Regions from separate parts of the Homo sapiens genome. Here region 2 is linked to region 1. Evidence: read pairs that join two places in POLR2A ChIA-PET (ENCODE). Cell type or tissue: GM12878. All regions are shown on one strand. Links, peaks and the distances in the headings refer to the core of each region. The heading gives the core; the rest is flanking DNA. Region 1 has its middle 260 kb from the start of IDS. Region 2 has its middle 360 kb from the start of IDS.

The links. Peaks named below come from ENCODE experiments on the same cell type or tissue, not always from the same donor. Only the 100,000 strongest peaks of a DNase experiment are listed, where the experiment ranks them.
Region 2: POLR2A ChIA-PET joins it to region 1 with 10 read pairs; 2 of 35 experiments call an interaction of 5 or more read pairs at or near these places.

What each region holds. Positions count from the first base shown.
Region 1 is chrX:149,239,894-149,256,587 of GRCh38, reverse strand. No RefSeq gene overlaps it. Among named protein-coding and RNA genes, the nearest start is that of IDS, 260 kb to the left of the region's middle. In GM12878, for the core only: no CTCF peak of the experiment used is centred there; no DNase peak of the experiment used is centred there.
Region 2 is chrX:149,139,967-149,156,660 of GRCh38, reverse strand. No RefSeq gene overlaps it. Among named protein-coding and RNA genes, the nearest start is that of IDS, 360 kb to the left of the region's middle. RefSeq lists enhancers at 9,187-9,686, 9,687-10,188. In GM12878, for the core only: no CTCF peak of the experiment used is centred there; a DNase peak (open chromatin) is centred at 10,598.

The DNA of each region.
Region 1 (16,694 bases), core at 6,430-8,929:
CCGTAGTACTCCCTGCTGTGTTCCTGATCAAGGAACACAGATTGTCTTGACCTCTATGCTACCTGGCCAGCTACATGTTTTTCCCTGCAGGCTTGAACACAAGCCAGGTTCTTGAATATTCCCAAACACTGATAAACTTATTTAGGCTACAGTCCAAAAAACTAAAAAATCAAACATATTGCTACAAACAAAAAATAGCCCCTCCCCCTGAGCTAGATACTTAAAGCCTCACATAAACTCCATAGCCCAACCCCCTTGTTGCAGACTACCTAGGTGGAAATTCTCCTTCTGCTCACTGTCCATTTTGAGGACTGCTCAAATTTACATACAGAACTCTGTATGTAAATTCTCTTAATAAATGCTTTGGATGGATCTCTGTGGCATTTAGTCCTTCTTTCTTTGGAATCCCAACTGGCCCTGTTTGGGGCAATCCCTTGCAGAAACACCCCTGCTACTGCTTTTGGGGCCACTCTAACCACAGGTTAAGCCTGATGGAATAACCTGCAACACCCTTCCGCCTTTGTCAGGCTTAGTGCTCTTCACTTCTATGATATCATCTTAGATGTCACTTCATTCAGGAAACCTTGCACCATCCCTGGAGACTAGGGGTTTTCTCTATGTGTTAGCATAGCACCTGTGCCTATCTTTATCACCATACTGGTCATAATTTATTTTAATTGGGTTAGTTATCTGTCTCCTTGCTATCTTGTGATCTCCTTGAGGGCCAGGGCCACATCTCTTTCCATCCTGAATTCATGATCATTTACAACAAAAGAAACAAGATATGGTCTCTTCCTGAGAGATCACAGGGTCGCCTGTCACTGTGGTTATAGCAAATATTTGTTACATAAATGGAGAAATGACAAATGGGGAGCAAGTTCAAGGCTTGGCAATTGGATGCTCCACTCCTGCTAGTGGCCATTGCCCTTGTTCTTCTTTTCCTTTTCTGAGCATGATAAAGCTGGTCTACAGGTGGGCCCTGAATTGCAGAAGTTAGGAGATCTGGTTGCCTTGCTGTTAGTGAAAGGTGCAGGAATTCTTTTGAAAGTGTATCCTTTTAGGCTTATATTCCCACTAAAAAGCCCTGACAAGCAGCCCAAGCTCTAAAGTATTTGACAGTGAAGAAGATGGGCAAGGCATTTTTAGATGTCAGAGTGGCTGAAATTCAGATTGTTGCAGAACAGAACCCATCCGTTTTTATTTTATACAAATGTGCTGAACTCCATTCCTTTCTCCAAGCTGCCCTGTCACGGAGGGATTCATGATGTGCACTGGCCATTTATTTGTCCCTGGCCTCACTGTTCGCAGAGGGAGGCATGTCCATTGGATTGATGGCATGATTTCTGCAAAAGGACACTATTTTGAAGTAATAGCAAAAGGCCTGTGTATTCTGTGGCTCAGTTAATCCAGAGAGATGCAGCTTTGGTCTAAGAAGGAAGGAACCGTTGGTGATTGCCAAGCAGACACTGAGTAACTCTGCAGCTTCCTACTAGGCTGGAGGGCTGGGATTGAAACAAGACTGGAAGGTGGCTCTTTTTGTCAGACTGTGTCCACTTTGATGCCACAGATATTAGCTGAGTCCATACTCTGTGCCAGCATAGCCAGAGGTGATGTCTCTGGTGCACTCCCTGTTCTCAAGGAGGCTGCTAGTCTTTACAATATTCCTTTTCACCTTATCTCTCTCTCTCTCCAAAAGGAAGGCCTGTATCCTCTTCTCTGTGCCTCTAGGGAGCAGGAAACGAAAAGACTCTCCTGAGCAATCTACAACAGGGGTTAATCATAGTAGGCAACCTAGGGTACTTGGAACCCAGAGATATTGATGAGAAGGTGGCACTGCCAGCTGCCTGGAAACTTGGTAGTGGGATAGCAGCACACCCTTTCTATGGCTGCTGGAGATCAAATGCTCCCTCTATGCTAGGCAAGCCCACAGCCAGGAGTCTTGGCTCCAGGTGGGGTTCATCTGTGGACTCTGCATGAGCTTCCTGGCAGAATCTTACAGCTGCTTTTGCCCGGATAATAAGGGACCTTAATTTGTGCCCATGTCTGTGACTGGGTGGGGGTCCTAGCAATTATGTATTTTGGCAGAAACTCTTTTTCTTAAAGAGGGGTTCCTCAAATTCTATGAGATTTAGACACAGCAAGACCTGGATCTACTCCTATAAGAATGGTTTGATTATTTCTTCTGTGTCTCTTTTTACTATATTGTATCTTATTTATTTTTACCAATGCTCTATATTTTTAATCTTTTATCCTCTTAAAAGAGATTAATTTCAAGGTCAGACTGTATAAAGGAAGGAAGCTAAGTTTCCTGTTAGTTCATTCACAAATATTTGCTGAGCACCTTCTCTGTGTCAGACACTGGCACAGAGGTGAAAAGAGGGTCAGTTTACCTACTCTCAAGGAGCTTGAAGTCTTATGAGGGAAACAATCAGTAGTCATATTAATACATGTAAAATTATAATAACAAGTGCTCCAAAGGGAAGGTTAAGAGACCCTCAACAGCCTATAAAGAAGGGGTTTGTCCTGGCCTGAAAGTCAGGAAGGGTTTTCTGAGAAAGTACTTTCTTCTTTAAATCTTCTAGGGCTTTCAAGATCTTTCTATGTGAAGTCAGAGATGTTATACTTGGCCTTAAAGAAAATTCCATACAAACAGAGATCAATTTTATAAAAAGTACACTTATCCCTGGAAAGCCAGGGTAATAGCCACATGGAAAGAACACAGAGCAACTTAGTGCAGCTGCACCTTACTTATGCATTCCCTATTGTACATTTCATCTGATAATAACTTGAACAAAACTTATGGAAGTGCTTATTCCCTGTGGGAATGTGGGCCCATCTGTGGTGCTCACTTCCAGCCTCAACTGGTAGCAATTTCCCTATATCTTCTTTATTCTGATTTAGCAAGCTTTCAGCTTGACCCCACCATAGGAGGCCACCTGATGTAGAAAAACTTTTTTTTTTAACTTAGACAGACCTGGATTTAGATTATGGTTCATGATATGGTTTGGATGTGTCCTCACCCAAATCTCATCTTGAGTTGTAGCTCCCATAATTCCCACATGTTATGGGAGGAAACCAGTGGGAGATAACTGAATCATGGGGGTGGTTTCCCCCATACTGTTCTCATGGTAGTGAATAAGTCTCATGAGAGCTGATGGTTTTATAAGGGGTTTCCCCTTTCACTTGGCTCTCATTCTCTCTTGCCTATTGCCATGTAAGACAAGCTTTTTGCCTTCCACCATGATTGTGAGGCCCCCCAAACCATGTGGAAATGTAAGTCCATTAAACTCTTTTTTTCTTTATAAATTACCTGAGTCTCGGGTACGTCTTTATCAGCAGTGTGAAAATGAATAATATAGTAAATTGGTACTGATAGAGTGGAGCACTGCTGTAAAGATACCCAAAAATGTGGAAACAGCTTTGGAACTGAGTAAACAGGCAGAGGTTGGAACAGTTTGGAGGGCTCAGAAGAAGACAGGAAAATTTGGGAAAGTTTGGAACTTCCTAGAGACTTGTTGAATGGCTTTGACCAAAATGCTAATAATTATGTGGACAATGAAATCCAGGCTGAAGTGATTTCAGATGGAGATGAGGAACTTGTTGGGAACTGGAGTAAAGGCCACTCTTGCTATGTTTTAGCAAAGAGACTGGTGGCATTTTGCCTCTCCCCTAGGGATTTGTGGAACTTTAAACTTGAGAGAGATGATTTAGGGTATTTGGTGGAAGAAATTTCTAAGCAGCAAAGCATTCAAAACGTGACTTGGGGGCTGTTAAAAGCATTCAGTTTTAAAAGGGAGACAGAATAAAAGTTCAGAAAATTTGCAGCCTGACATGGAATAGATAAGAAAAACTCATGAAAATCAAGCTGGCTGCAGAAATTTGCATAAGTAACCAAGAGACAAATGTTAATGGCTAAGACAATGGGGAAAATGGCTCCAAGGCACGTCAAAGACCTTTGAGGCAGCCCCTCTCATCATGGACCCCAAGGCCTAGGAGGAAAAAAATAGTTTCTTGGGGTGGGCTCAGAGCTCTCCACTGTGTGCAGCTTAGGGACTTGGTGCCCTCCATCCCAGCTGCTCTAGTTATGGCTAAAAGGCACCAAGGTACAGCTCGGTGCATGGCTTCAGAGGGTGCAAGCCCCAAGCCTTGGCAGCTTCCACATGGTGTTGAGCCTGCAGGTTCACAGAAGTCAAGAATTGAGGTTTGGGAACTTCTGCCTAGATTTCAGAGTATGTATGGAAACGCCTCGATTTCCAGGCAGAAGCTTGCTCCAGGGGCAGGGCGCTCATGGAGAACCTCAGCTAGGGCATTGAGGAAGGGAAATGTGGGGTTGAAGCCCCCACACAGAGTCCCCACTGGGACATTGCCTAGTGGAGCTGTGAGAAGAGGGCCACTGTCCTCTAGACCCCAGAATGGTAGATCCACCAACAGCTTGCATGTGTGCCTGGAAAAGCCACAGACACCCAACTCCAGCCCGTGAAAGCAGCCAGGAAGGAGGCTGTACCCTGCAATGCCACAGGGCTGGAGCTGCCCAAGACCATGGGAACCCACCTCTTGCATCAGTGTGACCTGGATTTGAGACACGGAGTCAAAGGAGATCATTTTGAAGCTTTAAGATTTGACTGCCCCACTGGATTTTGTACTTGTATGGGGCCTTTAGACCCCTGGTTTTGGCCAATTTCTCTCATTTGGAATGGGTGTATTTACCTAATCGTATCTAGGAAGTAACTAACTTGGTTTGGATTTTACGTGCTCATAGGCGGGAGGGACTTGCCTTGTCTCAGATAAGACTTTGGACTGTGGACTTTTGAGTTAATGGTGAAATGAGTTAAGACTTTGGGGGACTGTTGGGAAGGCATGATTGGTTTTGAAATGTGTAGACATGAGATTTGGGAGGGGCCAGGTGTGGAATGATATGGTTTGGCCCTGTCTCCACCCAAATTTCATCTTGCAGTTTAGCTCCCATAATTCCCACATGTTGTGGGAAGGACCTGGTGGGAGATAATTGAATGATGGGGACTGTTTCCCCCATACTGTTCTTGTGGTAGTGAGTGAGTTCTCATGAGATCTAATGGTTTTATAAGGGGTTTACCCTTTGGCTTGGCTTTCATTCTCTCTTGACTACTGCCATGTAAGATGTGCCTTTCACCTTCTGCCATGGTTGTGAGGCCTCCCCAGCCATGTGGAACTGTGAGTTTATTAAACCTCTTTTTCTTTATAAATTGCCCAGTCTCGGGTATGTCTTTGTTGGCAGTGTGAAAACAGATTAATACAGTTCTGCTACTTCCAAGTGTAATCTCATGTCTCTGAGCCTCAGTTTTCTTATGCATTTTTAAGTGTACAATTCAATGATTTCTCTTGTTTACTGAGTTTTACAACTATCAATATAATTCAATTTTAGAGCATTTTATCATAAATTTCTATCTATTAAAACAGAATGATACCCACATTAAAGTGCTATTACAAGGATGAAATGAGGTCATTATAAAGACAGATATTTCTGTGTCTGTAACACAGAAAATGCTCAAAAATGGTATAAAAGGTGAACTCAGTGAAATGCTGGAATAAGGAACTCCAAAAATCTGCCCCCCAAAAAAGTCAATTTAAAAAACTGGCAAAAATTATCAGAGTCAACTTTTTTGTAACTCTGAAAGTTAACCAAGTCTTGCAGCAACCCATGGGGGCACTTATTCAAAAAATGCACTGCTGAATCTCAATAAGAACAGCAAGCTTTATGGTATTTTCATTTACCCTAGTACTATTCCTCACTAACCAGCTCAGAGTTATCCTTAAATATAACAGCCCATATCACTGGTTCTGGAGGGAGTAGAGATTTCATTTGCAAAGAATTGTCATTATTTTATCTAGTGGTTCCCTGGAAGATCCAACCAGAAGCCCTCTCTTTATTTCATCTGACTCAGAACTCCCCCACTGCTCATGTTGCTACCCTGGGGGCATTTGTCAAAAATACTTATAGGCAAAAGTTTTAGTCTTTGCTGCTTGAGGCAATGCATAATAATCAGGGCAAACAATAGATTAACCAAAAAGCCTTGGAAGAAAGGCTGGGGAATGCATGTCCACAAGTGCTTTGTAAAGTTTCAACAAGTGAAATTATCCTGTTTTAGAAATAGAAAAATGAGTGAAGGAAAAAGAGCAAGGCCATCTGAGACCTGTGAGACACCATCAAGTGTACTAACATAGGTATAATGGAAGTTCCAGAATGAGAGAGACAAAGTGGCAAAAGAAGTATGGGAGAAAATAATGGCTGAAAAATTACCAAATTTTATACAAAACTATTAATCTGTAATCCGATAAGTTCAATGAACTATAAGAAGGATAAACTCAAAGAGATCCACACCTAGACATATCATAACCAAACTGTTCAAAGGCAAAGATAGAATCTTGAAAGCAGCAAGAGAAATAACTCATCACCACTTACAAGGGATACTCAATAAAATTAGCAGCTAATTTCTCACTGGAGATCACATCAGCCAGAAGATGGTAACATGGCATAGTCAAGGTGCTGAAATTAAAAAAAAATGCTTGCACCCAGGAATTCTACATCTGGGAAAACTATCCTTCAAAAATGAAGGAGAAATTAAGACATCTCAACATAGAAAAAAAAAGATTCTGGGAAGAGTTCATTGCTAACAGATCTGCCCTGTAAGAAATGCTAAGGGGAATCATTAAAGCTTACATAAAAGGAGACTAGAGAGCAGTAAGTCAAATACAAGTGGGAAAAAAGAACACCAGTAGAGGTAACTACATAGGTAAATATAAAAGACAGTATAAATGAATTTTTAATTTGTAAATCCTCTTTTTCTAGTTATTTGAAAAGACAACTGCACACAGCAATAATTGTAAATTTATGTTTATGAGAACTCAGTGTATAAAGAGTAACTTGTCACAATAACAGCAGGAAGTAGGAGTTTGAAACTGCAGGTACAAAGCTTTTGCATACTATTGAAGTTAAATGAGTATTAATCTGAATAAGATTATTCTAAATTAAGGTGTTATTTTTAACCCCCAGGGCAAACACCAAGAAAATAACTGAAAAATATATAGTAAACAATGTGTCAAGGGAATTAAAATGGTACACTAAAGAATATCTATTTACCACAAATTTCCTCTAGTAATAGAGGAAACTAAGAACAAATGGTATGGCATATATAAAAGATGTAGCAAAATGGCACAATTGTGTTCTTCTCTATCTGTAGTTATGTTACATGTAAATGAATTAAGCTCTACAATTAAGAGATTGACATAATGGATAAAAATGTGATCCAACTGTATCATGTCTACAGAAGACTCATGTTAAATTCAAAAATACAAACTCGATGAAAAATAAAAGGATGAAAGGAGATATACCATGAAAATGATAAAAAGAGAGAGTTGGAATGGCTATAATAATATCAGAGACAACAGACTTTAACAAAAATAAATTATTAGTAAAGATAAAGGAACATTTTATAATGATAAAGGGTAAATCCATCAGGAAGATGTTGGCAATGTATGTTCACAATTAGATAGCCTAGTGAAATTGACAATAAAAATAAGACCTAAAGAAATAGAAAGACAGCCTGTGTTAATGGATTGGAATGCTTAATATGCATTAGATGACAATACTCCCCATATCAATTTACTAGTTTGATGCAATTCCTATCAAGCTGCCATCTTTTGCAGAAATGGACAAGCTCATTCCAAAATTTTTATAGAAATGTAAGGGAACTTTAATCCCAAAACAATCTTGAGAAAGAAAAACAAATTTGAAGGACTCACACATTCTGATTTCAAAACTTACTACAAATTTCCAGAAACCAAGACAATGTGATACTGTGTTTTGAGAGCCTCCAGCTAAATTAGGGTTCCAGTACCAGAGCAACTAGTAACCCTGCCCTAATGGAAAATGAAGAGAAGCTGGGCTTTAGAGTTTATATTGTGCCTTTCATAAGATAATTTTTTTTTACCTAGTGAATGACTTAATGCCTACTTGTTCAACATGCAACCAAGGGGTCCCTCACATGAGAAACTTGTTTATACTGGCAGATGCCCTTGCGGCTCTTGTCTGACTCGTGTCCAGTTTATGCCTGCATGACCATCACTCTGGAGCTGGGAGACTGACCTTTTGTTCTCTCTGGCATTCTGGGGAAAATTTGACCTGGGGCAGCCCCTGATTCATCAGATGGAAGGCACAAATTCAATATACCACCACAAAAGGAAGTAAGTTCAAAGATTTTTTTTTTTTTTCTTACAGCTTCTGGACAGGGAGAGTACAACGAGTCAGGAGGGCAATGCTTCATTCCCACATCACAGGAGACAGGATGAACAGTCAGGCAGAGAGAGAGAGAGCATGGCAGCTAGAAGCATATAAATGTGACTGTTGAACAACATGGATTTGAACTTCAAGGTTCCACTTATACACAGATTTTCTTCCATTTATGCCACCCCTGAGACAGCAAGATCAACCCCCTCTTCCTCCTCCTCAGCCTACTCAACAGGAAGTTGGCTAGGATGAAGACCTTTATGTTAATCCACTTCCACTTAAAGACTAGTAAATGTTTTTCTCCTTCTTATAAATTTTCTTAATAATGCTTTCTTTTCTCTAGCTTACTTTCAAAGAATAAAGTATATGATACATATAATATACAAAATATGTGTTAATTTACTGTTAATATTTGTTATCTGTAAGGCTTCTGGTCAACAGTAGACTATTAGCTTTAAGTTTTGGGGGATTCTGACTTCAACAAATGGCTCTAGGACAACTAAATATCTCAGGCAAACGAATGTGTACCTTTACTTCATACCATATGCAAATATTAACTCAAAATTCATCAAACATCTAAATGTAAGAGCTAAATCTACAGAATTTTTAGAAGAAAATATAAGGATAAGTGTTTGTGACCTTGCACTAGGCAATGATTTCTTAGCTATGACACCAAAAGCACAAGCATCCAAATAAAAAATAGATAAATTGGGCTTCATCAAAAGCAAAACTTTTACAATTCAAAGTATAGTATCAAGAAAGTGAAGGGCAAAGCTCAGAGGAGATCTAGCAAGATGGGCAAATAGAAGCCTCCAGTGACTGTCCCTTCACATAGGAACAGCAAGTTGAATGGCTATCTACACACAAAAAGCACCTTCATAAGGACTAAAAGTCAAGTGAGTGATCACAATACCTGGTTTTAGCTGCATGTCACTGAAAGAGGCACTGAAGAAGATAGGAAAGATAGTCTTGAATTGCCAACACCACTCCTCCCGCATCCCCTGGCAGGGTCCACATGGTGCAGAGAATCTGTGTGCCTGGGGGAGGGCAAGTGTAGCACCTGTGGGACATTGCATTGGAACTCAGTGCTGCTCTGTCACAGTGGAAAACAATAAAGACAGAACTCATCCAGCAACCGTGGAGAGAGCTTTTTGACCAGCCCTACCCAGAGGCAAATCGTCCATCCCAGTGGTTGGAACCTGGATTCCAGCAAGCTCCTCCAACATAGGCTAAAGTTCTCTGGAGTCTTAAATAAACTTGAAAGGCAGTCTAGGCCACAAGGACTGCAATTTCTGGGCAAGTCTTGGTGCTATGCTGGGCTTGGAGCCAGTGGACTTGGGGTGAACATGACTTCATGGGACACCAGCTAGCGAGGCCAAGGGAGTACTTGTGTCACTCCTCCCCTAACCCCAGGCAGTTCAGTTCACAGCTCTAGGAGAGACTACTTCCCTCTGCTTGAGGAGAGGAGAGGTGAGAATAAAGAGGGCTTTGACTTGCAACTTGGATACCGGCTCAGCCAGAATAGAATATGATGCCAGGGAGAGTACTGAGGCTGCCATTCCAGGGTCTAGCTCTGGGATTACATTTCTAAACAAATTCTGGGCCAGAAGGGAACCTGTTGCCTTGAAAGGAAGGGCCCAGTCCTAGCACAATCCATCATCTGCTAACTAAAGGGCCCCTGGGCCCTGAATAATCAACAGTGGTACCAGGCAGTATTCACCATGGACCTTGGATGAGACTCAGAGCTGTGCTGGATTCAGGTGTGACCCAGTACATTCCCAGCTGTGGTGGGGGAGATATGCCTTCTGCCTGAGAAAAAGAGGAGGGAAGAGTAAAAGAGACTGTGTCTTGCAGCTTGGGTACCAGCTGGGCCACAGTGAAATAGAGTACCAAGTGGGTTCCTGGGGTCACCAATTCCAGGACTTGGCTCCTGGATGGTATTTCTGGACCTTCCCTGGGCCAGAGGGGAGCCCACTGTCCTGAAGGGGGACAGTGAGGTCTGGCAGCATTCACTGCAAGCTAATTGAAGTGCTCTTGGGCCTTAAGTGAACATCAGTGGTAATCAGGCAGTACTTGCGTTGGGCCTGAGGCAGTGGTGGCCCAGGAACAGACTCCTCTGCTTGAAGAAAAGGGAGGGGAGAGTGCAAAAGACTTTGTCTTCTGGCGTGGGCACCAGCTCAGCTGCAGTAGAATACCGGGTCAGGTAGATTCCGAAGGCCCCCAACTCTAAGCTCTGGCTCCAGGACAGCATATCTGGACCCATCTGGGGCTGGGGGAACTCGCTTCCCTGAAGGGAAGGACACAAGCCTGGCTGGATTTGCCACCTTCTGATTGTAGAGTCCTTGGGCCTTGAGTGAACATAGTCAGTAGACAGGCAGTGGTCACTCGGGCTTTGGGTGAGATCCTGGGCTATTCTGGCTTCAGGTCTGACCCAGCATACTACCAGAGGTGGTAGCCATGGGGATGATTGTGTCATCCCTCTTCCAGCTCCAGGAAGCTCCAGGAAGCAGAAACAGACTACATTTGTTTGGGGAAAAGTAAGGGAAGAGAACAAGTGTCTCTTCATGGTAATCCAAGAAATGATCCCAGATCTTATCCAAGACCACCAAGGCAGTACCTCCATAAGTCTGCAAGAGCCACAGGACTACTGGGCTTGAGGTGTTCCCTGAAGCAGACATGGCTGCAATTAACATAGATTTAGATCACCACACCCAAGTCACTAGAAATACCTGGAAAGCTTTCTCAAAAAATACTGGTACAAGTAAGTCCAGACTGAGAAAGATACAATAAATACCTAACTCTTCAATGCCCAGACACTGACAAACATCTACAAGCATCAAGACCATCCAGAAAAGCATGACCTCACCAAAAGAACTAAATAAGGCACCAGTGATCAGTCCCAGAGAGACAGAGATATGTGACCTTTCGGACATGTAATTCAAAATAGCTATTTGAGGAAGCTCAACGAAACCCAAGATAACAAAGAGAAGGAATTCAGAATCCTATAATAAATTTAACAAATAGATTAAATAATTAAAAAGAATTGAGCAGAAATTCTGGAGCTGAGAAATGCAATTGACATCCAGAATCTCTTAACAGCAGAATTGAACAAGAAGAAAGAATTAGGGAACTTGGAGACAGGCTATTTGAAAATATAAAGTCAGAGAAAACAAAAGAAAAAATAATATAAACCTATGAAATATGCCTACAAGATCTGGAAAATAGCCTCAAAAGGGCAAATCTAAGAGTTATTGGTCTTAAAGAGGAAGTGGAGAGAGAAAGATTAGGGTATGAAGTTTATTCAAAGGAATAATAACAGCTTTGCAAACCTATGGTAGCTATCAATATTCAGGTAGAAGAAGGTTATAGAACATCAAGCAGATTTAACCAAAAGAACACTACCTCAGAGACATTAAATAATCGAACTCCCAAAGATCAAGAATAATAATACAAAAGCCTTTCCTCTTAGATCTGGAACATGACAAGGAAGCCCATTTTCACCACTGTTGTTCAACATACTACTGGAAGTTCTAGTTAAAGCAATCAGGCAAGAGAAAGAAATAAAGCACATACGAATTGAAAAGGAAGAAGTCAAATTACCCTTTTTTGCAGATGTTATGATCTTTATTTGGAAAACCTAAAGACTCCACCAAAAAACTATTAGGATTGATAAACATTTTCAGTAATGTTGCAGCATACAAAATAAACTTACAAAATTGGTAGCATATCTATATGCCAACAGCAAACAATCTGAAAAAGAAATCAGGAAAGTAATGGTATTTATAATAGCTACATATAAAATAAAATACCTAGGAATAAACTTAACCACAAGATGCAAAAACATCTCTACAATGGGCCGGGTGTGGTGGCTCACACCTGTAATTCCAGTACTTTGGGAGGCCGCGGCGGGCAGATCACAAGGTCAGGAGATTGAGAACATCTTGGCCAACATAGTGAAACCCCGTCTCTACTAATAATACAAAAATTAGCCAGGCGTGGTGGCGGGCGCCTGTAGTCCCAGCTACTCTGGAGGCTGAGGCAGGAGAATCGCTTCAACCCAGGAGGTGGAGGTTGCAGTGAGCCGAGATTGCACCACTGCACTCCAGCCTGGGTGACAAGAGCGAAATTCCATCTAAAAAAAAAAAAATCTCTACAGAGAAAACTATAAAACGTGGATGCAAGAAATTGAAGAGGACGCCAAAAAATGGAATGATATTTCATTTTCATAGATTGGAAGAATTAATATTGTCAAAATGTTCATACTATCCAGAATAGTGTACAGATTCAATGCAATCTCTATCAGAATACCAATGACATTCATCCCAGAAATAGACAAATAATTCTAAAATTTATATCAAACCACAAAATCCCTGAATAGCCAAAGTCGTACTGAGCAAAAATAACAAAATTAAAGGCATCACATTACCTGAATTCAAATAATATTACAGAGGTATAGTAATCAAAACAGCATGGTACTGTCATAAAAACAGACACACAGACCAACGGAACATAACAGAGAACCCAGAAATAAATCTGTACATCCATAGTGACTTCTTTTTGACAAAGGCTCCAAGAACACACATTGCAGAAAGGACAGTCTCTTCATTAAATGATGCTGAGAAAACTGGATAGCCATATGCAAAAGAATGAGATTATACTCCTATCTCTTACCATATTCCACAATGAAATCAAGATGGACTACATGCTTAAATCTGAAACTTTAAACTATGAAACTACTACAAGAAAACATCGAGAACACTCTCCAGGACATGTGGAATGATCAAAGACTTCTTGAGTAATACCCCAAAAGCACAGGGAACCAAAGCAAAAATGGACAAACAGGATAATATCAAGCTAAAAACCTTCTGCACAGCAAAATAAATAATTAACGAAGTGAAAAGACAACATACAGAATGGGAGAAAATATTTACAAGCTACCCACCTGACAAGTCATTAATAACTGGAATATATTAACTCGATCAGAAAAAAAACTAATAATCTGGTTTAAAAATGAACAAAAGATCTAAATAGACATTACTCAAAAGAAGACATACAAATATTCTATGCCTGTTTCCTATGAAAAGAGGCATAGGAAAATGTACTCAACATCATTGATAATCAGAGAAATGTAAATCAATACTACATTGAGCTATCATCTTGCCCCAGTTGGAATAGCTTTATCCAAAATACACGCAATAATGAATGCTGGCAAGAATGTGGAGGAAAGGGAGCCCTCGTACACTGTTGGTGGGAAGGTAAATTAATACAACTACTATGGAGAACAGTTTGGAGGTTCCTCAAAAAACTAAAAAACTACCATATGATCTGGCAATTCCACTGCTAGGTATATACCCAAAGAAAGGAAATCAGTATATTGAAGAGCTATCTGCACTCCCATGTTTATTGCTGCACTATTCACAATAGCCAAGATTTAGAAGCAACCTAAGTGTCCATCAACAGGCAAATGGACGAAGAAAATGTGGTACATATACACAATGGAGTACTATTCAGCCATGGAAAAGAATGAGATCTTGTAATTTGCAGCAACATGGACACAGCTGAAGGTGATTATGTTAAATGAAATAAGCCAGGCACAGAAATACAAACTTTGCCTGTTCTCACTTATTTATCATTGCTAAAAATGTTAAGACAATTTAACTCATGGAGATAGAGAGTACGATGATGGTTACCAGAGGATGGGAAGGGTAGTATCGGGGGGATGGGGAAAGGGGATGATTAATAGGTACAAAATTATTGTTAGATAGAATGAATAAGATCTATTACTTAAGAGCACAACATGGTGACTACAGCCAACAGTAATTTATTGTACCTTTTAAAATAACTAAAATTGGATTGTTTGTAACACAAAGAAAGGGTAAATTCTTGATGTGATACTTATACCATTTACCCTGATGTAATTATTACACATTGTATTCCTGTATTAATATATCTCATGTACCCCATTAATATATACCTACCACGTACCACCAAAAATTAAAAATAAAAGGTGAATCACCGATCTTTAAAAATAAAAGGCAACTCTCCAATCTTAAAAAAATAAGAAAGTGAAAAGACAACCCACAAAATGGGGGAAATAAGGAGTTATAAATATTAAATAAATTAATAGTCATATTCAATAATACGTTAGCTATTATTATAAATTTATTACCAGGCTTATTCATGTTGTCCCAAATGACAGGATTTTCTTCTTTTAAAAGGGATAATAGTATTCTATTTTATATTTATGCAGTGTATTGCATTTTCTGTATTCATTCATTCATTCATTCATTCATTCATTGATGGATACTTAGGTTGACTCCATATCTTGACTATTGTGAATAATGCTACAATGAACGTGAGAATACAAGCTATCTCTTCAACATACTGATTTAATTTCCTTTGGGTATATACTCAGAAGAAGGATTGATGGATCATGGTAGTTCTAGTTTTGGTTTTCTGATGAAGCTCTGTACTATACTACATAATGTCTTTACATTCCCACCAACAGTGTCCCAGGATTCCCTTTTCTCCACATCCTCACCAACAATTCTCATCTTTTGTCTTTTGATAGTAGTCATTTTAACAGGTATGTGGTGATATCTCCTTGTTGTTAAATTAGTATTTCCCTCATGATTAATAATGTTGAGCATTTTTTCATATGTCTGCTGGCCATTTGTATGTATTCTTTTGAGAAATGTCTATTTGGGTTCTTTGCCCATTTTTTTAATCTGGCTACTTACTTTCTTACTATTGAGTTGTTTGAGTTCCTTATATATTTTGGATATTAACTCTGTATCAGATGCATGGTTTGCAAATATTTTCTCCCATTCTGTAGGTTGTCTCTTCAGTCTGTTGATTATTTCCTTTGCTGTGCAGAAGCTTTTTATTTTAACTTGATGTAAACTCATTTGCCAGTTTTCGCTTTGGTTGTCTGTGCTTTTCTGTCCTTAGCCATAATATCGTTGCCCAGAACAATGTCATGAAGCTTTTCCCTATGTTTTCTTCTAGTAGTTTTACAGTTTCATATCTTGTGTTTAAGTCTTTAATACATTTTGAGTTTAATTTTGTATATGGGATAGGATGAGAGTCTAATTTTATTCTTCAGCATGTGAATATCCAGTTTTTCCAGCACTATTTATTGAAGAGGCTGTCCTTTCTCTATTGTGTGTTCTTGGCATCCTCATTGAAAATCAATTGACCGTAAATGGGTTGATTTATTTCTGGGTTCTCTAGTCTGTTCCCTTGGTCTATGTTTCTATTCTTATACCAGTAGCACGCTGTTTTGGTTGTTATAGCTTGGTAGTAGATTTTGAAATCAGGCAGTCCGATGGCTTTGTTCTTTCTTCTCAAGATTGCTTTGGTTATTTGGGATCTTTTGGGCTACCATATGAGTTTTAGGACGTTTTTTATTTCTGTGAAAAATGTAACTAGAATTTTGATAGAGATTGCATTGAATCTGTAGATTATTTTTGACAGTATGGACATTTGAACAATATTAATTATTCCCACTTGTGAACATGGAATATATCTTTATATTTTATTATAGATATTTTATTATCTATAATATTATATATTATCTATATTATTATAGATATTTTACATGCTTCTAAGGTACGTTTGTCTTAGTAAATTAAGGTCATTTAAAGAGACTGGGACAAAATATCAGCTGACTTTTCAGCCCTGGTGTGGTACAGGACTTGTTCTGTAAGGCTCCCTAAGGACACCATTTTGAGAATACAGCTTGGAGGAAGACTTTCATCCCCTTGCCACTCTTATCAGTAGGCATAGTGAACTTATGTCACAGCTCAGAGCTACCCAAACATCTGTAGTGAAGGAAGTAAAACTATCCCTAAGAAGATGTACAACTTGGGGGACTGCAAATTTTTCTTCCTCCCTCAAGAATTCTACCAATAGAGATTCCTTTGGAAGGACAAACTACTCCCAGGTGAAAATTCATTTTTTACCAAATCGTTCTGGCATATGAATATTAAAAATGAAATTTGAGTTGCAGCAAGGTCCACAATGACTGTATGGGAGTGTCTGTAACTGTGGTTCATCCAGAGAAGCACTTCTCAACTATAGCAGCACATTGGAAACACCTGGAAAGTTTTTACTATATCAGTGCCCAGTCTCACTTCCAGAGATTCAAAGTTAACTGTTCTGGTGTAAATTCTGGCCATTGATGTGTTTAAAAAGCTCCTCAAGTAATTCTAATGTGCAGCTCACACTGAGAACTACCAAACTAAAGATACCTGCAAAGCAACAGCAGGTGACCTACACAAAGTTGACAAACAACCTGAGAATTTCTGTAGTTTCTATTTATTTAAATTCACTAATTTTATCATTTGGCATGCAGGATACTGTCCCAGAGCAGTGACCCAGCCAGCTTGGATGCATGGACTGAGAGACACTATGAAGCTTCAGACACATG
Region 2 (16,694 bases), core at 9,549-12,048, 100 kb after region 1:
CTTATTAATATTAGACAAAGTAGATTTCAGAACAAAAATATTACCGGGGTAAAGAGAGTAATTTTATAATGATAAAGGAGTCCATTCATCAAGAGGACATAAGAATCTTAAATGTTCATAAACCTTAAAATGGAGCTTCAAAACTCAAAAAACAAAAACTAATAGAATTTCAAAGAAAAATAGACAAATTCACAATTACAGATTTCAATACCCCTCTATCAATAATTGACAGAGCGAGTAGACAGAAAATCAATTAGATTATTGGAGATTTGAACAACAGTCTCAGCCAAGCTAATCTAATTGACATTTATAGAACATTCCACTCAACAGCAAAATACAAATTATTTTTAGTGTACACAGAACATTTAACAAAATAAATCATATTCTAGAACATGAATTTAAGAACACAACTTATGTTCTTTGACAACATGGAATTAAATTAGAAATCAATGCTAGAAATATAACTGGAAAAATCCTCAACTATTTGCAAGTAAACAACACACTTTCAAATAACCAATGGGTTGATAAAATCAACCAAAAGAGAAATTATAAGGTATCCAAAAATAAACAGAAATAAAAATACGACATATTAAAATTTGTAGAATGCAGCTTAAGTAGTCATTAGAGGGAAATTTATAAGTATCAAAAAGTTTATATTAGAAACATTGGGTGCACATGGACATAAAGTTGGCAACAATAGACACTGGGGACTACAAGAGAGGGGTTAGAGCTAGGGGAGTAAGGGCTGTAAAACTACCTGTTGGGTACTATGCTCACTACCTGGGTTGTGGGATCATTCATACCCAAAACTTCAGCATCACACAATATACCCATGTAACAAATCTGCACATGTACCCCCTGAATCTAAAATAAAAGTTGAAATTATTTTTAAAAATTTAAATATGTTTTTAATTTAGATGCAATATATTCTAATTGGTGAATTTGATTGTAGTTTTTGCAGGATATCACATTTTTTTTTTTTTGAGACAGAGTCTCGCTCTGTCGCCCAGGCTGGAGTGCAGTGGCGCAATGTCGGCTCACTGCAAGCTCCGCCTCCCGGGTTCATGCCGTTCTCCTGCCTCAGCCTCCCGAGTAGCTGGGACTACACGCACCCGACACCACGCCCGGCTAATTTTTTTGTATTTTTAGTAGAGGTGGGGTTTCACCGTGTTAGCCAGGATGGTCTCGATCTCCTGATCTCGTGATCCACCCGCCTCGGCCTCCCAAAGTGCTGGGATTACAGGCGTGAGCCACCGCGCCCGGCCAGGATATCACATTTTAAATGATATTTTGTTTTATGCTGTGTGGGAGGTTGTAACTCGTGGTACAAAATGTAAAACTGGGGTAAAAAGAATAACTGCTTACACAAACAATTTAAACGCTTATACCTTAGTAGTAATGAAACTTACTGAAAAAGAATAAATAGCTATATTTTTGTCTTCTTAAAAAATGCTTATATTGGAAATGAAGAGAGGTTTCAAATCAATTACATCAGCACTAATATTTAAAAATTAGATTAAGAAAAGCAAATAAAACATAAATTAAGCAGAAAAAAATAATAAAAATCAGAGAAGAAATCAATGAAATAAAATACAGCAGAATATTTTTTAAAATCAATGAAATGGATAGTTCTTAAAGATCAGTAAAATTGATAAGCTTCTGGCCAGACTAGTAAGAAAACATAGAGATGACACAAATTACTAACGTCAGGAGTGACAGAGGTGACATCTCTTCAGATACATTAGATGGTAAAAAAAATAAGGGACTATTACCAATAATATTTTGTCAATAATATTACTAAGTTAGATATAGTGGTAAAATTCTGTGAAAGATGCAAAGTATCAAATCTCACTGGAAAAGCTATAGAAAATTTGAATAAGCTATATCTATTACAGAAATTGAATTTGTAGTTAATCACCTTCCTGCAAAGACAACTCTGGAGCCATGTAGATTCACTGGCGAATCCTACTAAACATTAGAAAAAGAAATAATAGCAATTTGCAAACTCTTACAGAAAATTGAATTGGATTTTGTCAAATGTTTCCTATTGAGGTGATTATATACTTTTCTTTTGTAGTCTGTTAATATGGTAAATTACATTGATTTTCAAATGTTCAGCTAACCTTGCATTGACAAAATCCAACATCCATTCCTGATAAAAATGCTCAGTAAACTAAGAATAGAAGGATTCTTTAGTCTGCTAAAGACCACTGCTTCAACATTGTAGTGAAGGTTTTCACCAGTGTAAATAAGAAAAGTGAAAGAAATAAAAAGCATCTAGATTTAAAATAAAAATTAAATTATCTTTATTTGCAGATGACATGTATATCTAGGTAGAAAATCTGATTGAATCTGCAAGAAAACTATTTGAACTAATAATTGAATTTAGCAGATACAAGATCAATGTACAACAATTAATTGTAGTTCTAAATAGTAGCAAAGAACATTCAGAAATTGAAATTTAAAAACAATACCATTACAATACCATTTACAATAGCTTAAAAATATATAGGGATACATTTGACAAAACATGCAAAAGAACTGTACACTGAAAGCTGTAAAATATTGCTAAGAAAATTGAGGCAAACATAACTAAATGGGGATCTGTAACATATTCATGGATTGTTAATGTGTCAATGCTCCCCAAATTAATGTACAGAGTCAACATAGTCCCATTTAAAAGTCCAGCAGTTCTTTTAAGAAATTGACAAACTGGTCTTATAATTCGTATGGAAATTCAAAGAACCTACAATAACCAGAACTTTGAAAAAGGAGAAAAAAGTTAAAGGATTTTCACCACCTGAATTCAAGACTTATTATAAAGCTACAGAAAGCAAGGTAGTGACATAAATATAGAAAAATAGATCAATGAACCAGAAGATATGATCAATTTAATGTAGATGAAAGAACAAAGGCAATAAAATAAATAATGTAGATGAAAGTACAGTACATTGCAATAAATGATGCTGGAGCAATTGGATATCTATATGGAAAAACACACAAAAAATAAAACATAACCTTGGTTCCATACTTTACACCATTTAAGAAAATTAACTCGAATCACAGACATAAATATAAAACCTAAAATTGTGAAACTTCTGGAAGTAAGCATAGGAGAAAATTGTGACCTTCAGTTAAGCAAAGATTTCTTTGCTACAACACCAAAGTCATGATTAATAGAAGAGAAATAAAAATGATAAATTGAACTTTATCAAAATAAACATTTCTGTTCTTTGAAAGACACTGTCAGAGAATGCATACAAGGTGTAGACTGAGAGAACATATTTGCAAAGCATATAAATAATATAGCTAATAAAGGATTTAATTCTAGAATATATAAACAACTTTCAAAACTCAATAATAAGAAAATGAACACCTAAATGAACAAATGAACAAAGGATTTAAATAAACTTTAAACCTATGAAGATACATAGACAGCAAATAAACACATGAGAAGATTCTTGGCATCATTAGTCATTACGGAAATGTATATTAAAACCACAATGAGATACCACTACATACTTACTAGAATGACAATTAAAAAGAGAGTCAAGGAGATGGTGAAATTTGTGTCATACGAGGTAACTCTATGTTTAATAATTTGAACGACTGCCAGAATACTCTATTTTGTTTTATTGCCTGATTGTCCTGGCTTGAAACTTCAGTACAGTGTTGAATGGAAGTGGAAAGAGTGAACATATTTTTCTTCTTCCTGATCTTGGGGGACAGCATTCAGTCCCTCACCATTATGTATAATGACATTTGTAGGTTTTTCATAGATGCAGTAGGTTGAGGAAGTTCCCTTCTTTTTCTAGTTGTTTGAGTGTTTTTATCATGAAGTGTTATGGACTGAATGTTTGTATCCGCCCCCCTCCAAAAAAAATTCATATGTTAAAATCTTAACTTCAAATTTTTCTTGGACAAGGTGACTGACTAGAAGTAGCTAGTGTGTGCCACTCTCACAGAAAGCAGATGAGACTGGCTAGTTAACACTAGCTCTTCAGCTGGAATGTTCAGGAGGACATCCTGAACATTGCTTTCTTGAGAGTCATCAAAGAAGCAATGTGAACCATGTAGAGCAGAGAAAAGCAAGACAGGACAGCCACCCACTCAGGGCTGGTGCAGAGCCAAGAGAGGCTTACCACCGTGGGAAATGAGTGAGTGAGAACCCCTAGAGACTGACACTTCTGCCACAGACTTTTGCAATCCTGGGCATAGGAAATTCTCCCTTGCTCCCTCCTCCCAGGGCCTCCAGACTGAATTGAGAGCTGCATGGAAGCTGGAAAGAGCTGCTGCTCAGGCCTCCATGGAGCCCAAGGTCCTTGAATCCCTAAGCACCCCAGCTCCAGCTTGCATGCCCCCAGGATAGTGACTACACCCATGGTGCTGAGGAGCAGATGAACTACAGGCCTTGTCTCTGGTACACCTTGTCAGGCATAGTCAACTGGCCTAGGACCCCAGTGCAGTCACCCTACCCCTTCCTGAGCACTTGGACCCATAGAAGATCTGCATTTCTCTGGGATGGAGGTCCCAGAGGCAACTGACAGGCCCACCATTGTTGCAGCTGCCACAGCCCCCACTCATACAGCCCTCAGTCTATGGAGGGAGGGAGGAAAGAGCCTAAGTTCTATCATAGGCCTCCAGCAAACCACAGCTGCCTTATGGAAAAGCAGCCAAACAGTTTTTCCCATGAGTCCCTGCCCCTCCTATTCTTTACTGGGGTGGACCTCCTAACCTGCGCCTCCAGTATAGCTACGTCAACCCTGCCTGAACATTTCAGTGGGTGGCAATACTGCATTTCTCTGAGGAGGAAATCCCAGAGGCAGAGAATCCCACAAGTTCTTCTCCATTGCCACTGCAGCAGTGTCAGCTTTGCTTGAGTGTTATTCAGCTCAATAGGCCCTCTGTCTTTTTGCAAGGGCAGAGGGCCAATGTGACAGCTTTCTGTATCCCAAGTTCTCACCCAGTATCCAAGAAAAATAGGGTCACACATGGGCCTGAAGGATGAATGCGGAGTTTTACCGAGTGGTGGAGGTGGCTTTCCGCAGGATGCATGGGGAGCTAGAAGAAGGGGATGGAATGGGAAGGTGATATACCCCTGGAGTTGGGTCCCCCAGTGGACTCCTCTCCAACCACTTCAGTGGAACTCCTCTTGGTGTTCAGATGATCCTCCTCTTCTCTCTTTCTCTGCTGTGTCATTCTGCCATTGTCTGCTGATCTGCTGGCTTGCTGGTCTGCTTCTGGAGCCTGGGGTTTGAGGTTTATATGGGTGCAGGACAGGGGTCATGGTGGGCCAAAAGGCAACTTTTTGGGTGCAAAAACAGGAATGTCTGTCTTCATTTAGGGTTGTGGGTCTTCAGGTTTGAGGGTGGGGCCTTTGCCAGGAAACTGCCATCTTCTACCCAGTATTTCCCTCTCTCCTGTCCTTATCAGAAGGACCCCTGGCATGGGCCTGCAGTGTAGCTACCTCACCCTGGCCTGAAGGTTCCCCTTTGCAATGTTTTGTGTCTCTCTGGGGTGGAATTCCCAGAGGTATCTGACAGCCCCTCTGCTACTGCCAATGTAGCAGTACCTGCCCTTGCTACCACCAGTCCAAGAAGGGAACAAAGAGCCTGAGTGCTTTACTCACACCTCCAGCATGCCATAGCCACCATACAGAGAAGCCAGACTGTCTTCCCCGCAAGCCCCCCACCCTCTTGCTCTTCACCAGGCAGGGCTCCTCAGTTTGGGCCCACAATGCAGCTGTCCCACCCTAGGCTGATGTTTCTGATTGGTAGCTGCTCTGTGTTTCTCTGGGGTGGAGTACCAAGGGACAAGTGAAAGGCCCTCTGCCATTGCCAGTGCCAAGGTCTCTGCCCATGCTGTCCCCAAGTTGGGGAGGGAACAAAAGCCTGAGCTAGCCCCACAGCTGCAGTACACAGACTGGGAGTGTCAAGCCGACGTCTACAGCCAGCATTGAGGGGGAAAGGAGCCCACACTCTCAGAGCACTGAGAGGGAGCATGGCTACAAATGCAAGAAAATACAGAGAAGACACTTGGCTAAGGGCCTACCTACCATCCATTATGCTTAAGCACCATCTACTGGATTTACTGGATTGAAGCTCAAACTTCAATGCCAAAATACTTTGTGAATATACCCCCCTGTGAAATAAAAGACAGAATTCAACCACAAATAAGGGCCTTTCAGAAAGCCTCAGCCCTCTGAAAACATCCAGAAATGAAGACAACTGGCCATACTCAAATTGTACCACATTTAAAGGAACATCAGCCCATACAGATGAGAAAGAACCAGTGAAAGAACCCTGGAAACTCTAAAAGCCAGAATGTCTTCTTACCTCCAAAACTGCACTAGCTCCCTAGAAACAGTTAATCAGAATGAAATGGCTAAAATGACAAGCATAAAATTGAGAATCTGGATGTCAACAAAGATCACTGAGATGCAGGAGAAACTTGAAACCCATTTCAAGGAATCTAGTAAAATGAGTCAAGAGATGAAAGATGAGATTGCCATTTTAAGAAGAACCAAACTGCACTGATAAAGCTGAAAAACTCACTACAAGAATTTCATAACATAATCAGAAGTATTTACAGCAGAATAGATCAAGTTGAGAAAATAATCTCAGAGCTTGAAGACCAGTTCTTTTTTTTTTTTTTTCTTTTGAGATGGAGCTTCACTCTTGTTGCCCAGGCTGGAGTGTAATGGTGCGATTTCAGCTCACTGCAACCTCCACCTCCTGGGTTCAAGTGATTTTCCTGCCTCAGCCTCCTGAGTAGCTGGGATTATAGGCATGCAACACCATGCCTGGCTAATTTTTGTATTTTCAGTAGAGACGGGGTTTCTCCATGTTGGTCAGGCTGGTCTTGAACTCCTGACCTCAAATGATCTGCCTGCCTCGGCCTCTCAAAATGCTGGGATTACAGGTGTGAGCCACTGCACCTGGCCAAAGACCAGTTCTTTGAATTAACTCAGTAACATAAATATAAAGAAAAAAAATAATGAACAAAATATCTGAGAAATATGGAATTATGTAAGGAGATGAAATCTACAACTCTTCAGCATCCATTAGAGAGTGGGAGAGAGAGCAAGCAACTTGGAAAACATATTTGAAGATATGATACATGGAAATTTTCCCCAACCTTGCCAGCAAGGTCAACATGCAAATTCTGGAAATTTAGAGAACCCCTGTGAGATACTATACAAGTAAAACATCTCCAAGACACATAGTCATCAGATTCTCCAAGGTAAATATAAAAGAAAAATGTTAAAGTCAGCTAAAGGGAAGGGGCCGGTCGCCTACAAACAGAACCCCATCAGGCTAACAGTAGACCTTTTCTCAGAAACCCTACAAGCCAGAAGAGATTGGGGGATTATATTCAATATTCTTAAACAAATTTCAACCAAGAATTTTATATCCAGCCAAACTAAGCTTTATAAGTGGAGGAGAAATAAATCCTTTTTCAGACAAGCAGGTACTATGGGAATTCATTATCACCAGATCTGCCTTAAAAGAGGTCCTTAAGGGAGTGCTAAACATAAAAATAAAAGACTGGTACCTGCCACTGCAAAAACACACTTAAGTCCACAGACCATTGACACTATAAAGCAACTACACAATCAAGTGCACATAACAACCAGCTAACAACACAATGACAGAATCAAATCTGTACCTATCAATATTAATCTTGAACATAAATGGGCTAAATGCCCCACTTAAAAGGCAGAGAGTGGGCTGGATGTGGTGGCTCACGCCTGTTATCCCAGCACTTTGGGAGACTGAGGAGGGTGGATTGCCTGAGGTCAGGAGTTTGAGACCAGCCTGAGCAATGTGGTGAAACCCCATCTCTACAAATACAAAAATTAGCCAGGCGAGGTGGTGTGCGCCTGTAGTCCCAGCTACTGGGGAGGCTGAGACAGGACAACTGCTTGAACCTGGGAGGCAGAGATTGCAGTGAGCCAAGATTGCACCACTGCACTCCATCTCAAAAAAAAAAAAAAAAAAAAAGGCACAGAGTGGCAAGTTGGATAAAGAAGGAACATCCAATTGTATACTGTCTTCAAGACATCCATGTCACACGCAAGGTTATTCATAGGCTCTAAGTACAGGGATGCAATAAGATCTATCAAACAAATGAAAGACAAAAAAGAGCACGAGTTGCTATTCTTATTTCAAACAAAACAGACTTTAAGCTAACAATGATAAAAAAGGACAAAGAAGGACATTACATAATGATAACAAAATCTTCTTGTTGAATTGAACACTTTGTCATTATGTAATATATCCTAAATATATATGCACCCAATACTGCAGCACCCAGATCCATAAAACCAGCTCTTAGACATTTACAAAGAGACTTAGATAACCACATAATAATAGTGGAAGACTTCAACACCCCACTGACTGTATTAGACAAATCATCATGGCCAAATACTAGCAAAGATACTCAGAACTCAAACTCTACACTTGACCAAATGGCCCTAACACTCATGTACAGAACGGTCCACCCAACAAAAACAGAATACACATTCTTCTCATCTGCACAAGGCGCATACTTTCAAATTGGACAGATGCTTGGCCATAAAGGAATTCTCAACAAATTGAAAAAAGGAAAGAAAGAAAATTATGCCAACCACAGTCTCAGACCATAGACCTAAAAAAATATAAATTAGTAAAAAGAATGGAAATTAAATAATCTGTTTCTCAGTGACTTTGGCGTAAACAATGAAATTAAGGCAGAAACCAAGAAATTCTTTGAAAGTAATAAAAACAAAGATAAAACATATCAGAATCTCTGCGACACAGTTAAAGCAATGCTAAGAGGGAAGTTTATAGTGCTAAATGCCCACATCAACAAGTTAGAAAGATTTCAGATTAACAACCTAACATCATACCTAGAGGAACTAGAAAAACAAGAGCAAACCAACACCAAAGGTAGCAGAAAAATGAAATAACCCAAATCGCAGCTGAACTGAACAAAATGGAGATGAGAAAAGCCATACAAAAGAACAACACAACCAAAAGTTGATTTTTGAAAAATAAATACGATTGATAGATCACTACCAAGACTAATAAATAATAAAAGAGAAAATCCAAATAAACACTACAAAAAATGACAAAGGGGCATTACCACTGACTCCACAGAAATACGAATAAAAACTTCAGAGACTATTATAAACACCTCTATGCACACAAACTAGAAAACCTAGCAGAAATATATCTAGCTGAGTCTGGGGGTTTTCATGTGCTCAGAATGGAGGGAGTGCATGCTGATTGGTCCATGAGTGGCCATGGGTGGGCTTGAAAAAGCACCATTCAATTGTCTGAAAGGCGCCAATGAAATTCTCACTCCATGTGGTAGACTCCACCTTAACTGGCAGCCTGGCCCCCGGGCCCCAGGCTTCAGGCCTGGCTTGAAGGTGAGGTTTCACTGGGGACCTGCCCCTTCCCCCAGGAACCTGTCTGCCTCTGCTGCCATCAACATGCCACCCATGGTGCCCAGGCTTTCCATGCTGAGGAGTGCCTGTAGACCCATGCCAAGCCCCCCTCAGCCCCCCTCTGCCCTCCTGTGTTTGTCAGTTCCCAAAGTCCGGAGGGGGCCAAGGCAGCAGAGGGCTAGCATGTCAATGCCACCCCAAGCATGTGCACACTCAGCCGGGTTTACCACAACTTTGCTCCACACTGGAGCAGACACCAGGAGCAGGGAGAGGCCAGGGAGCAGGAGCAGGCACTCCCTGGGCTCCTAAGAGTGCAGGGATGCCTGGGTCTAGAGCCATGGCTGGGTGGCTACAGCTGCACCCGGGAGCAGGGGCTCCTGCCATGCCAACTTGGTGGGGTTCCCACTTGGATCACCTGTTTACAGCACCCACTGGCTCCACAGAGCGCATAGCCCTTGCCATGCCTTCCCCGCTGCTGCTGGCGTCTTCAAAGCAGCCACTCTAGATAGGCTGCTGCCACCATCAGTTTTACTTATTTTCACTAGCTTGTATAATTTTCACAATAAAAATTATTTAAAAATTATTTTTAAAACCCCACAAGACAGGGGAAACAGTATAGCAGTGAGAAAACATAGGGGCAGAATGAAGCCTTGGCCAGAGGAGATAAGGTTATAAGGTAGGATGGAGCCAGGTTTTGTAAAGTGACAATTGAAGTTTGAATTGTTTTCTCTAAGTTGCTGGGTATCTGTGGAAAGTTTTTTTTTTTTTTTTTTTTTTTTTTTTTTTAAATAGGGCAATGGCATAAGAAGACCTGGCCTTCTTTTTCTGGATTGAAGACATTTTTATCTGGGGATTTTTAGTTGAACAGCATCCCAGGTGCTTTCTGGTGATTTTCCAGGTCTCTCTTGGCTTTGCCTTCGACTTTTGAATGACCTGTTTGCATGTCTGTTACCACCATGATACTGCAAGCTCTGTGAAGGCATGGATTATGTCATCTTCAACCCTGCCGCCTCTCCAACTTCCCACCCCCACCCCAGGGCCTGACCCCAAGGGAGCTGTCAATGGATGTTTGCTGCATGGAATGAATGGGGACTGACTTTTGCTATGGCAGTTTCTTAGGCGCCTCTGACATAAGACACCTCCCTTCCCTAGGCACATAAATTTAGGAAGAAGGCAGAGTCTTCATAGTTATGAATTACTTCCTAACTAGTAAAACTGCAGGAAAGCCCACAAAATTGCCTGTAAAGCAACAGCCTCATTAGTTGTAATTATAATAAAGAGCAATGACTCAGCAGACCACAACCCACACCCACAAGCACACAGGCCCTCTAGCAGGGCGCCTCAGGAGGCAGGCCTGGCTCTGGGACACACAGGGAAGATCCATGTCTGTCTTAGCGTATTCTTTTGCTAGACTTCAGCTTTAACCAACTCCATGTGACCCCCCAACCCATTCTATTTTATACAACAAAGTCAGGGGGGTACAGAAGATAGAGTAGGCAAGCCTTAATCTTCAAAGTGTGACTGTTTCAGAACTTCATGACAGCCAGTCTAAGAAAATGCTTATCTCTTGCTATCTCAATTCTCAAAGTGTGCATGTAATTTACTGTGGACAATACTCCTACTGGAGTCCATCCTACTTCTGGTCAACATGTTTGAAAGCTCCATTAAGTCACTGACATGAATCTGGATCTCTCCAAACACTCTCTGGGAGGAATTAAACACTGATGGACTCTAAGCCATGGACCTTTTCTTCCATTGTACCAGTTATGATATTTCACAGATTGTAGGGTCAAAAAATCTGTTTATCAGTTAATATGTAATGATCTTGCAGGCACTTGCACTGCTAAGCATAAGAAAACTGTGTGTGATGATGCTGATAATTATTGTTTTGAAGATATTGTAGGAGCACTACACCACAAAACTTGCCCTTTGATAAGTTAGCAAGGATCAGAAGGCTGAGGTAGCCACATGGTGGTAGCGTCCTCCCAAGTGCCTGGGTGCTCCTCTGGCAGGAGATTTAGAGCTTTTCTGGGAGCAGATTGGGGATCATGGCTTGAGCATCAGTAGTTTACACCTTTGTTGGAGGGATTAAAAAGAAGAAAATGGTAAGTTACTGTACTCCTATTACATGCCATTTGCAAGGCTAGGCCTTTTACATGCATTAGTCAGTTTAGGCCTTAAAATGATACTGCAAGGTAGATATTATTCTTTCTGCTTATTTACTGCCCTTAAAACAATAAATGATAATCCATCACATCAACAGACTAAAAATGAAAAATCACATAATCATATGAACAGGTACAGAAAAAGAATTTGACAAAATGTCACACCCATTTGTTATACAATCTATCATCAAACTAGAAATAGAACAGCTTTATTTATAATTGCCAAAACTTGGAAGCAACAAAGATGTTCTTCAGTCAGTGAATGGATAAACAAACTGATATATCAAGACAATGGAATATTATTCAGCACTAAAAAGAAATAAACTACTGTCAAGCCACGAAAAGACATGGAGGAAACCTAAATGCATATTCCTAAGTGAAAGAACCCAGAACCCAGTCTGAAAACTTTACTAACTATATGGTTCCAGCTATATGACATTTTTGAAAAGGTAAAACTATGAAGACATTAAAAAATCACTGATTTTTTAAATGGAATGAATAGGTAGTGGATTTTTAGGGCAGTGAAACTACTCTGTATAATATTATAATGGGGATGCATGTCATCATACATTTGTTGAAACTCAAAGAATGTACAACACCAAGTATGAACCGTCACATAAGCTATGGACTTTGGGTAAGAATGAAGCATCAATGTAGGTTCATCAGTTGCAAGAAATGTACCATTATGGTGGAGGATATCAATAATAGGGAAGGTTGTGCATGTGTGAGGTAATGGGATGTATAGAAACTCTATACTTTGCATAATTTTCCTGATACCCTAAAACTGCTTTAAAACTAAAGTCTATTTTTAAAAAGATTATAATAAAACAGTAAATGGGAAAGCAGGGTAGTAAGGAATTTGAGAAGCCTGCCCATGATTACACAGTAAGTGTTGTTTGGAAGTTGATCTACTGGTAAAGAGAATATAACAGTCTTAATTTGAAGGTGCTTAGCCTGCTAGTCCATGATCTGGAAGAGGAGATCTGTAAACTCCTCATGACTGCATGAAAAATTGTGTAAAGAAAGTCTCTTCTGGATAGACTTTCCCTAGCTATCTTGGAAACTCCAACAAGATTAAGAACCACATTGGACACATGATATTGGAAATAGCTCCATGATAAAAGCAGAGAGTCAACGTTGGAATTATGTACAATCTGTTTGAAAGTAATGGTCACATATTCCAATATACCTAGGTTAGGATTGGTCAGAAGTACCCCCTTTCTATTTGTGACAGAGTCAGCACACCCCATATCATGTGGGCTTCCTTAGGTTGATTTTCTGAGGTGAATTATATTCTATGAGTACATAAGAGAGTCTTATTAATGTTACTCTGAGAAGTCCAAGTTACATTTGATGTCTTTTTTCTTTCAGAAGCTCTTAGATGATAAATTTGATCTTTGAATTATCTTCATTGAATGGTAAACTTATTTAAGATCACCAGGATTTCAACTGTATTATGTTTCTGTGACAGAACAAGAAATACATAAGCATCTGATAATAAACACTGTTACACGCTGTTAGAGCAAAGCAAAAACAAACCCTAAAATTTCATCTCTCTCAGTGTATATCAGGGGTATTGATTCTGAGAGAGGAAGAGGGCTTGCCCATGGTCTCTCAGCAAGTTAGGGGTTAAGTAATGAGCGATCCTGTCTGTAGCCTCCCAGGCCAGTACTCTTTTCGGAGGGATGACTCCTCAAACTCTTCCACTTGTGATACTCACATGCTTACTGGACAGCTGTACTTGTGATATTCACATGCTTACTGGACAGCTGTACTTGTGATATTCACATGCTTACTGGACAGCTGTACTTGTGATATTCACATGCTTACTGGACAGCTCTACTTGTGATATTCACATGCTTACTGGACAGCTCTACTTGTGATATTCACATGCTTACTGGACAGCTCTACTTGTGATATTCACATGCTTACTGGACAGCTCTACTTGTGATATTCACATGCTTACTGGACAGCTCTACTTGTGATATTCACATGCTTACTGGACAGCTCTACTTGTGATATTCACATGCTTACTGGACAGCTCTACTTGTGATATTCACATGCTTACTGGACAGCTCTACTTGTTTACCTCTCTCAGGCAGCTCAAACACCACATATTTAAAACCAAACTCATTATTTTTCTTCTGCTTTTTTCAAAACACCTCTTTTACCCACCATCTCCACTCTCTATTGTCCCCACAACCCCTCAAGCCAATGACCGATTTCTCTGCCCTGCTTCTGTTCCAGTTATCTACCGTATAACAGGTACCTCAGAAAACATTTATTTTGCTCATCAATTTGCAATTTGAGTAGGGCTTGACAGGGATGCCCATCTCTGCTGTACTCAACCTCAGCAAATTGTCTGAAAGGCTGGAGGGTGGAATCATCTGAAAGCTAACTTACTCACATTGTGTGGTAACTGGTACCGTCATCTGTCAGCTAGCAGACTAAACTTCCCAGGCTTTAGCTTTAAAGCCTACAAATAGTCTTTCCCTGTGGCTACTTGTCTTCCTCACATCGTGGTGGCTAGGTTCCAAAGACAAGCATCTCAAGGGAGGAATGGGGTGGGTAGGTGAAAGTCATGTTGCCTTTCATGCACTAGTGTCACATTGTTATTTCTACTACATTGTTGAGGCAGTTACAAAAGCCTGCCTGGGTTCAAAGGGAGGGAAAAACACTCCACCTTTTGATAGGGGAATAGCAATGTGCAAAAGCTTATAGATCAGAATTATTGCTAAGCCATCTTGAGATCATTAATTATAGCACCGATCTCTGGGCGCTACTTTCTGTTTTAGGATTTGAAAGTCACTTATGTACTTTTTCAGGACTCTGAAAAAAGGTATATGGTGTTAATATTACAGAACAGCTATGCTAAACAGTTTTTTTTCATTTTCTTCCATAAGATCTAACAATATGCCCATTAGAATAGTAAGAAACAGGACCTTGACTACTGTTTCTATATAAGCAGAGTTGCAGTCTCCAAGGACCTACATCTAAATCTATTGTGAATGCCCATGGATTTTATACTGCTATGGCAGGTACTGTACATTCAAAAGTATGTTCACAAACATTTTGAATATGTTTATGACTTCCCACTTTAAAACAGACTCTTCATTTGGAGAATTTACACACACACACATACACACACACGCACACACACTTACACTCATATATTCTGATTGGTTTGTTAAAAAAACATGCTACTTCAATAGATTATATAAAATATTCTATAAGATGTGTTCTTCCTAAGCAAAGCATTAACTGACTGCAAAATGAGAATAGAAATGGAAACTTTATTATTAAGATAGTTAATTAAAGAGTATGGTGGCTAATTAATAACTTGTTAGCAACATATTGATACCAAAAACGTCACTAGAATCTCACGTCATGTAAAAATAGACCTTCACAAAGACAGTGGTGGTAAATTGGCTCTACTGTGTATAGTTCCAGCAATACATGGAACCAGAGCTAATAGATGCCACAGCTAATATAAAGGGATGACCTCTGGTATGTATCTGCTGACTATCAACCATGCCTGAAATATTATATAGCCATGAGCCCAGTACATCTTCAGAGAAATAAGGAAAAACATGATCATGCTAAGGGAAGAGCTCCCAGGATGGAGAGAGGTCTCAGAATCATGTCGTATGAGAAACAGTTGAAAGACATGGGGATGATGTGGTAGACTAAATTATTGCTCCCAATTTTTCACTGCCCTGTAATATTTTTAATGCATCCACATCTGTGCCATAACCTTGTGGCAGGTAGAGTGTATTTTCCTGCCCCCTTGATTTTGGCCTTGCCAAATATAATGTTAATAGATTTGATGCTAACAGAGCTTGAAATGTGCTTGTGAAGTTAAGTTATTCTCCTGCACTCCTGCATTTCACCATGAGAATATGCTCATTTAGCCACGGCCCAAGGAAAATGAGAGACCTGTAGAACAGACCTGGATCCAGCCCACAACTTAGAGCAAAGCCCAGTTGAGCCCACCTTTCATCAGCTGATCTCTAGCTAATCCACGAATATGTGAATGCAAATGAAATAGCTATTATTGCATTGTGCTGAGTTTTAGGAGGGGAGCTTGTTATGCAGCATTATTGTGGTAATATCTTACTAATATAGATGGTGATTGGTCATTTTGGTGTTACATAGTACCAGTACCATAGGATAATTAACTAGCAGATGGAGTAAAATAGGAGGAAGGTTTATATGCCCATTTAAGGTCTTTTGTAGTCCTGATGTTCTCCAATTTGATGAATGGATGCAAAAAGTTTTTGAAGTAAGCAAATCCCTTTTGATCCGTTTTCACAATTCTAGTTCAGTCAGAAATACACTCCATTGAGATCAATGAGTTAAAGTAGGTATCAGTCTTACTCTAGCTCCTTAAAATCTTTCATATTTCTCACAAATTTTAAAATAACTATGTGATGTTGCTGCTCTATGTCAACTTTATTATCTCCATAAGTTTGGAGAAGGCTCCCCCAAACACTGGCCCGGTGAAGTTGTGATCCAGTGAAGAGCAAGAGAAAGAAGTCAAGGAAAATGATCTGCTCAGCTTTCCAGGCCCCAGATGAAAGCTATCCATAAGCCATGTCTTCCTTAGCTTTAACACATGCCAGAGACATTCTTCCTTTCACTGATTATATTCTACTCAAGTAAATTTTCCATCCTACAAAGTCTGCAAAGGGTAAATGATGGGTTAACAGTCATTTTGATCTCTATTTTTCATGAGAACTTTGGTCTTAGAATGTTAGCGTGTTAGTAGTGTTGCCAGAAATTTTAAAAATTCAAGGATCACTGGAATCTAGGTTGAATATATATCTAAATTATCTCTCCAAATCTTTCTGAAGTTAGAGAAAAGCAACCACTGGATAGCAAAGGTGACTTAGTAATCCACTACACCACTGACTGGCACTGATTTTTCAGATATATTAAAATCCCTGTTAATAAGATTATTTTGTTAAATAGTACTGATTTTCTGCCTTTCTTGCTCCCAAACTCCTAATATATGCCCCACCAGAAAATAACAGGAACGACCACTCTTCTGCCTTAATCTTTTTTTCTGGCTACAATACCAGGTTGAAACAGATTTG